Linked DNA regions of Homo sapiens: region 1 is linked to region 2. The links are chromatin contacts, found by Hi-C or POLR2A ChIA-PET in ENCODE. All regions are on one chromosome and are shown on one strand. Each heading gives the region's core, a stretch centred on a gene start or an enhancer-like site at or near the end of the contact. The rest is flanking DNA. Distances are from core to core; before and after follow the strand shown.

Region 1 (4,009 bases), core at 578-3,077, 130 kb before region 2:
CAAAGGTGAAAACAGACATGACAAAATGAAAGATGTGTGACTGAAAAATAAGTATTTGAAAGAAACTGTCCAACATCATCCGTCATCATGACAATGCAGGTAAAACATCACCATGAGGCAGCACCACATGCCTGCTAGAACAACCCAAACCAGAAACCCCACCCCACAGGCCAGCTGAGCTGAGGAGCAGTGGGAGGCCTCGGACATTCCTCCTGTGAGTGTGAAATGCTGGGGCTACTCTGGAAACCTACTCTCAGGTATTTATCCCCAGCATCATGAAAACATGCACTCACGAATGACTAGTACAATGACTAGTACCTGGTATCTTTATTTGTAGTAGCCCCAACCTAAAGAGAAAAACAAAATATCCATTAATTTGAAAATGCAGAAATAAGCTGTGGTATCTGCATACAGTCTACAATCATGCATGTAAATTGCAGAGAATGAATGGGTAATGCACGCAGTGAGGATGAAGCTCAAAACCATTACTGGATCGAAAAAAAGACAGGAACAAAGGGGTACTTATGCTTGATTCCATTTACATGAAACTCCAGAACAGACCAAAGTAATGTAGGCTGGGCACAGCAGCTCACACCTGTAATCCCAGCCCTTTGGGAGGTCAAGGCAGGAGGATCGCATAAGCCCAGGGGTTTGATGTCAGCCTGGGCAACATAGCAAAACCCCGTGACTGCAAAAAAACACAAAAATTCACTGTGTGTGGTGGCGCCCTCGTGTAGTTCCAGCTACTCTGGAGGCTGAGATGGGAAGATCACTTGAGCCTGGGTAACCAAGGCTGCAGTGAGCTGTGATCACACCACTGCACTCCAACCTGGGCAACAGAGGGATGCCTTGTTTTTAAAAAAATGTAATGTATGGTGATTGGAATCAAAAGAGCAGTTGCTTCCAAGAGTGAGGGGGCATCAACTGGGAGATGGCTCTGGGGGGCTGTCCCGGGATGGATGTGCTGTCTACTTCCACAGGTGCTTGGGTTTCCTGAGCACCAGCACTGGGCAAAGCTCCTCCCACCGTGCACGGCCGTCTGTGCATCTCACTCTACATCGATGCTCTCCATAAACAACATCTATGTCTACATAAGCCTGAAAAAGTGCTCCTAGTAAGCATAAAATAGGAATTCTAAGAGATGAGAAAATATTGCTCACATTTTAATTGGCAACATATTTTTTGCCTGTTCGGTAGGTCTTAAAAATGAATAGTATATCAGACTCAATGATAGGCAAAAGTACATAGTCCACTTCTCAGAAAATTGCATTTAATGAATGCTTTTTTTTTTTAAGAGGACCTGGTGTTCCATTAGTGTACACTCGATTAAACAGAGACCTCTTACCACTAATGTGATTTAAACCACAGGCCTTGAGCATTCCCAACTCTTGCCAAGTTTGGCTTTATCTATGCAAGTTTCGTTTTGTTTATAAGAACACTTGTGGGCCTTGAAGTGCTGACTTTATTGGCAAGAGGAGGTTTTCATTAGAAAGTGTGAATAAACCCACCAGAATGTCTCAATTCAGTTTAGGTCCCACGTCGGAAGAACTCAGATTCCCACTGGTGTGAGTCTAGTCCGCAGGAGGAGCTATCTCACAGGTGGTCTTCACGTCCAGCCGACTGTAATACCTGCAACCCTGCATGGCCATCTGTGGTTCTCTCTCTCATCTCAGCTTCCTGGGTGAACTTCTTAATCGCCTGCTTCCATTTCCTTTGCCCACCCCAAGTCTTGTTACTATTGGCCGGCCTGGCTCCCCAGTTTTTGCTGGCCTGCTGCTGTGCTGCTCTGACGTGTAGGGACTAGAGTTTGTTTACCTCCGATGGCCTCTGCCAAGTCCCAATTACTGTTGCAACCACAGCCTGGAACTTTTGGAGATGCTTGGTTTCCTCGCCTGTGCACAGCCTCATCCCTGACGGAGCGGCTGCAAGGCCCTCGCCCTCCTCTGCCCTCCTCTGCCCTCCTCCCTTCTTCAGTTTGTCCCACTCAGGACAATGACACCCTTATTCCAGGAAGAACAGACTGCAGTACTGGCCACTCTCTCCGTATTGCCAAGGTCTCTGCAGTGCTCCCATAGAGGCTGGGTGCTCTTCCCTACCTGGGACTTTGGGCCCAAGCCTGTGAACTCAGCATGGCCAGCAGGAGGTTGGGGAGCAAGAGGCGGGGGAGGCTCCAAATTTGCTTGTGTGTGAGGCCCGGCTTTCGTGTGCCTCTGCTGCTGCTATGAGAAGAACATCCCCAGTTTGCTGATTAGTGCAAGGAAGATGAGAGACAGGGGGTCAGACCCACACCCCTGTAGTCTGGAACCCCCAGCAGAGCCTGTAGGCCAGCAGATGCCTGAGAAGCAAACACCCAATACACAGACATTGTGCGTTCATCTGCTGTGAAGGAATAGTTTCCGATATGACAGCCATTCCTTCCTAAGCTTCAGACCAGGAGGGGTGAGGCAGGGCAGGGCTGAGCCCAGTGGAGCTGGGAAGGGGTGAGGAAAGGCAGGGCTGAGCCCATTGGAGCCGGGAAGGAGTGAGGCAGGGCAGGGCCGAGCCCACTGGAGCCAGGAAGGAGTGAGGCAGGGCAGGGCTGAGCCAGGCACGGGCTCCTCAGTCCACACTGGCAGCGACTCCACCTCAGCTGCTCTGCCTGGATGCAGGTTATTTAGTTTTTTTCCTTCCACCTGTATTTTTTGAATTTTCTATGGCTAGCATGAATTACTTTTGAACTGAGAAAAAGCAAGCAATGGTAACTTTTCTTAAGTAAGTAGCATGGCTCCTCCTGTTCAAAACAGTTCAGAATCACTGACTTCAGCTGCGACTGGGCAGCCTCTGTGAAGGTGACGGAGGCCGGAGCCTGGACGAGTCTGGCGTGAGTCTTGAAGGAGGGGGAGATTGAGGGAGGCGGGGGTGAGAGGGCGCCACAGTGTCCATGTGGAAAGAGTGGGTTCAAGAAAGATAAAAACCGGGAGGGGCAAGGCCACTGTCAGGAAAGACCCTCGGCCCCCGGGTCTTCCCCGTGCGTGTCGGTTCGTTTGAGCTGAGTCTTCTGAATGTTACTAAGCTCTGAGTTCCCGGCAGGTCGGACATGCTCCAAACAGGTGGAAACACCGCGTGACGCACTCCTCCCAGGTGGGGGGAGCCTGCGTCTCTCCATGGCGGCGTTCCAGTCACCTGTCCCTCCAGGTGGACCGTCCAAAGAAAGCTTCCAGTGCCTCCAACAGCTGAGCTGGTCCAGGCCACATTCAAAATCGGCAACAACTGGCCTCCAGCTGTCTGGTTTCCTGCTTACTCTCTCCGGCTCTGCCCCACCCCAGCCTGCATTTCGGGCACTGCCACTCCCTCGGCCTCCTTTGCTACCTTTAATCCTCTCCTGCCCAGCGGTGACCCCAAGACCCCTGCAGCCCTCAGTTGCTGTCCTGGGACCCTCTGGACTGAGGAAGGCTCAGTGCTCACACACGCACTCACACTCACCCACTCACAACAAAGTGGGGAGAGCTAGTAACGGTCTCACACATCTCCAGCTATAATTGCTGTTAGCAGGATTGCCTGAGACTCCAGAGCTGTAACATAAAGAAGTCACCCCAAAACCAATCCATGACATCCCTTCAACAATAACCATGGATTCAGCCTGAGACTGCAGAGCTGTGACATAAAGAAGTCATCTCCAAAACCCATCCATGGGATCCCTACAACAAAATAACCACCGTTTAGCTCCCGCTCTGTGCCTGGAACCTGGTGCTGTGTTGAGAGAAAGTCTCCAAACTGGAGCTTGAGATGTAATGAAGAAATCAGGAAACGGGCAAATGACCCAGATAATCTCGGAAGAACTCCATGAAGCAAGCAGACAAGCTAATGCTGATTGTTTGGGGGATGGTGGGGCAGGCCACCTTGGAAAGGGGGGTCAGAGAAGGCCTCTGCACGGAGGAGACTTCAGAGCTGAGGCTGAAGGAGACGCTGAAGTCAGCGGTGAAGGCGGCTGAGTGCAGGCCCCATGTGTGGGAAAGACACCTGCACCCAG
Region 2 (3,965 bases), core at 770-3,269:
CCTGTAGCATCTGCTGGAACACTGGCCACGCACAACCTGTCCCCAGCAGCGTCTTCAGCACATGGCCAGTACAGGTGTAGCTTCAGGATGCGTCCCATGGAGAAGTTGTAAGCTCACCTCCAAATCAAGACACACCCGGAGTGCTGTGGTATGATTTTTTTCACATATTTTAGTGGGTTTTCTTTTCCCTTTCTTCATCAAAGCCTCCTCTGTTCCCCAGAATGTGTGTTTAGAAAATCCCAAGAACAATCTGATCAAGCACCGGCTGAAGGGCAAACGGTCTACCTGCAAACACCTGGTCTCACTGCCCAGGTGCCTCCCATCTGCAGAACCTGTCAGAGCCGCAGTCTGGCCCTACCCAGGATGGGGAGATGAGTTGGGGGCACGTGTCCTGAGAGCTCTGGGTTTCGTGCTGTGAAGTTACGAGGGGCTATTTTCAGTTCTGAATGAACCTGGAAAACCCAGAAAGCATCTAAAGAAGAAAGGGTGAAGAAAATGTGTGACCAAAAAAAAAAGCCCAGTTAGATTTCGGCTGAGGTTAGTTCTAGGTTAGTTCAATTCTTCTTCACAAACACTTCAGCGATGCCTCAGCTCTCAGAGCCACAGAGCCCTTGGGCCTCCTCATCCTTCCTGGGGGAGCCGGGACACACAGAGCCCAGAGGCAGCCCAACAGGAGAGACGGCCACAGGGCAGAGTCACAGGAGGACACAGAGTGACCCCCTGCAGGCATCATGGACTGGGTGGAGCCTGGGAGAACAGAGACAGAGAGATGAATAAAGATAGGGAAATAGATGAATAGAGTAAGAGAGACACAGAGATAGTACAGAGATGGACAGAAAGAAGACACACAGAGACAAGGACAGAGAGAGATCGAGACAGAAATAGAGGGGCAAAGAAAGATAGACAAAACAGAGAGGGAGAATGGCAGAGACCAAAGATAGAATCAGAGAGACAGAGAGAGAGGAAGACAGAGAGAAAGAGAGATAGAGAGACAGAGATGGAGAATGGCAGAGATCCAGAGAAAGAATGAGAGACAAACAGAGAGACGGAGAGAGATAGAGGACAGAGATGGAGAATGACAGAGACCAAGAGATAGAATCAGAGAGACAGAGAAAGAGGGAGACAGAGAGACAGAGATAGACAGAGATGTAGTATGTAGAATGGCAGAGATCAATAGACAGAATTAGAGAGACAGAGACAGAAAGAGACAGGAAGAGACAGAGAGAAAGAGACAGAGAGAGACAAAGAGACAGAGACAGGAAGAAACAGAGACAGACAGAAAGAGAGAGAGCAAATGGCAGAGACTGAGAGAATCAGAGAGACAGGTACAGAGAGAGACAAAGAGACAGAGAGAGACAGAGAGACAAAAAAGAGAGCGAGAGAATGGCAGAAACTGAGAGACAGAACTGAGAGACACACAGAGACAGAGAGAAAGAGAGAGCCTAGCCTCTAACTCTCCACTTGGCTTTGCCAGGGAAATTCTTTTCTCCTTTTTGTTGAACTCCAGGGTAGACTGAGAAGAGTGAGGAGGAGACCCGGAGACAAAGGCACAGCCCGAAATGACAGGGCCGCAGGGTGACGGAGCCTTGAGGCCACCACACCCCCTGGCTGCCCCACACCCTCTTGGGGCACAGCCCTGGGTCCCGAGTTCCTCCCCCACCCCCGCCCGCATTTGTCAGGCCACCCTGAGCACACTCTAGAACAGCCTGCACCTGCCTGCGTCGGACAGCAGATTCAAGCCACACTGCCCTGAATTCCTCAGGGCAGATTGCCCTGAGTGTCCGGCCAAGGCCCTGGGGACTCTGGTGCAGAAACAGAGGCTGTGTCCTCCCAAGACCGACTTCCAGGGAACTATGCCCCCGGCCCTGCTGTCAGAGCCACTGGGAGGAGGGCGTCCTGCCCCTGCTGTCAGAGCCACTGGGAGAAGGGGGTCCTGCGTGGAGCCCAGAGGAAGCCCCAGAAATTGACAGAGTGTGGCCTGGGAGTCAGCCTCGTGTCAGCCTCCAGGAGCAGAGCAGGACAAAAGCCTCGGCCTGGCGGGCTGCCCTCCTTCCTGCTGCCTTCTAGAATAAAGTTGGCCAGACAACCTACAGATATGTTTGGAATTTAACAAAACAAAACGAAATTAAAAGGTAGTAGAAATGAGGGAAGGGACTAGGAATGGTGTACAAATCTAAATGACAGCTGCTAATGATTTTTCAAAATTTCCTTCAGATTTTGGGGTACAAAAAAATGCAAGTGGTGTTTTGAATATCTGAGCACAGAAATTTTGATTTGCTGCACTTATTGTTCTTTTGGGTTAAAATCCCTCATGAAAATCACATGTCTGAGAATCCTATTACTGGAGAACACTGAAATATAATATTCATTTAGCAAATAAAATAAGTTAAGCGATTGCTTTGAATAAAACCCGACTCACAAAGTGGACTGACCTCACAGCAAAAAGAAAATAGCACCCTATTTAGCCAGTCCAGGCCCCAGGCAGGCAGCCCGCCTCACACTCCCCCTGCTTACTCTGGTTATTTTAAAACCAAAATTCTGCTTCAATAACATGATACTCTTATCTGATATGTGGGTAGTAATCCTGAATGTAACATGCATATCCCAGACTTCTAAATAAAGACAGTAGAAACATCAAGCTAAAATGTCCCTGCTTTTTAATTCCCTAATTTAGCATTCTGCATCATGAGCCAATTCTTTAAAGCTGGAAAGTTGAACTCACTTGGGGCAGCAGGCCCGTGGGGTATTTTTGCAGGCAAGGTGGCAGAAACTTTGCTGGTGGTGGTAACCCCAGACCCCACCATGCGACCCTCCCCTAAAAGACAGAGCTCAGCCATTCTGGGGCTCCCTCCTGTGGTGGATTCTTGGAACCAGGGAACCTGGGAGACAACCTCTTCCACCTCTTCCAAAAAAGGACAGGGGCTTCCCCTCACACCAGCTGGGTGATTGCACCTGGATGTTTCCAGCAGGGTGTAGGTGGTGGGAGAGATGCCAAGAGTACAAAAAAAGAAGTTATGACTCCACCTGGGTTTTATCTCTAAATGAAAAGAAAGATCTATCTTTGGCAACTCTCTCCAAAAGAGAAATCTTTTAAGAATGAAGAACTGATTAGCATACTCACAGATCTGCGTATCCTAAAAAGAAAGAACTTAACGGACGTGTATGTTCAGGTCAGAGAGATTGCTCAGTTTCCTTAGCCTAAGATGTTTACAAAAACCTAGAAAATATACACCCAGAGAGGGAGGGAGAGAGAGAGAGAGAGAGAGAGAGAGAGACAGAGACAGAGAGAGACAGAGAGAGAGCGCGAGCTGCCTGGCAGGGATTCTGTGAGGACACAGGAGATCATGTCTGCAGGGCACAGAGAGAGGGCTCTGTCATGTTTTAGGAGAGAAGGGTACAGAGTGTAAAGTGGGTTTTTTATTCTTACAGGCACCTTAATCCCATGTTTCAGATGCTTTCATCCTGTTTCTGGAGAAGGCGTCCATGTTTCCAGAAAATAGCCTTCGCATGTGGCAGAATGAGGCAGAAAACATGCTCTTATGACTATTCAGAGCTCATGGGACAACGTTCTTCACAAAGTGTCAATTATTGGATGAGTGTAAGCTTTTAGAGTAACATTTCCAGTTACATGTACTCGGGAGTTCAATTTAGCATTTTACTGATGATTTCCAAGACCCCGGCTGCAGGCAGGGGCGACCCGAGGGAGGGAGGGAAAGCTCAGTATTCAGCTCTCCTGGGCTTTCCCCTGGGGAATAAATCAGTGCAGCAAATGGAAAGGTAGCCTGAGGGAGTGAGCTCTAGCCACACCCATTGCTTGGGAGAATTAAGGCCAACCCATTCACGGGAAGAAACAGGATCCTGTAACACATTTGCATCAACTGGTGGCTGTATTTCCAACCTAGGATAATGGAATCAAGATGAAAATCTAGTTTGAATAAAAATAATACGTAAAGTATCATGTGGGG

The links. Hi-C counts contacts between places; a loop is a spot of excess contacts on that map. ChIA-PET counts read pairs that join two places held with the same protein, here RNA polymerase II (POLR2A).
Region 1: a map of ascending aorta shows a loop between it and region 2 (2.0-fold over the local background). The contact joins two enhancer-like sites. A Hi-C loop is called at or near these places in 1 of 168 maps with a recorded cell type or tissue (ascending aorta). POLR2A ChIA-PET finds 5 or more read pairs at or near these places in 1 of 52 experiments (activated T-cell).

Annotation. Positions count from the first base shown.
Region 1 is chr6:168,581,823-168,585,831 of GRCh38, reverse strand. The region is part of intron 7 of SMOC2 (SPARC related modular calcium binding 2); the gene reads right to left. Among named protein-coding and RNA genes, the nearest start is that of SMOC2, 140 kb to the right of the region's middle. Within about 2 kb of position 1,827, at least 2 of the 41 ENCODE cell types and tissues checked have a DNase peak (open chromatin) inside an H3K27ac peak, as active enhancers do; they include ascending aorta, where a contact is called at or near this core.
Region 2 is chr6:168,450,910-168,454,874 of GRCh38, reverse strand. All of the region lies in intron 1 of SMOC2 (SPARC related modular calcium binding 2), which reads right to left. Among named protein-coding and RNA genes, the nearest start is that of SMOC2, 12 kb to the right of the region's middle. RefSeq lists an enhancer at 1-186. Within about 2 kb of position 2,019, at least 8 of the 41 ENCODE cell types and tissues checked have a DNase peak (open chromatin) inside an H3K27ac peak, as active enhancers do; they include ascending aorta, where a contact is called at or near this core.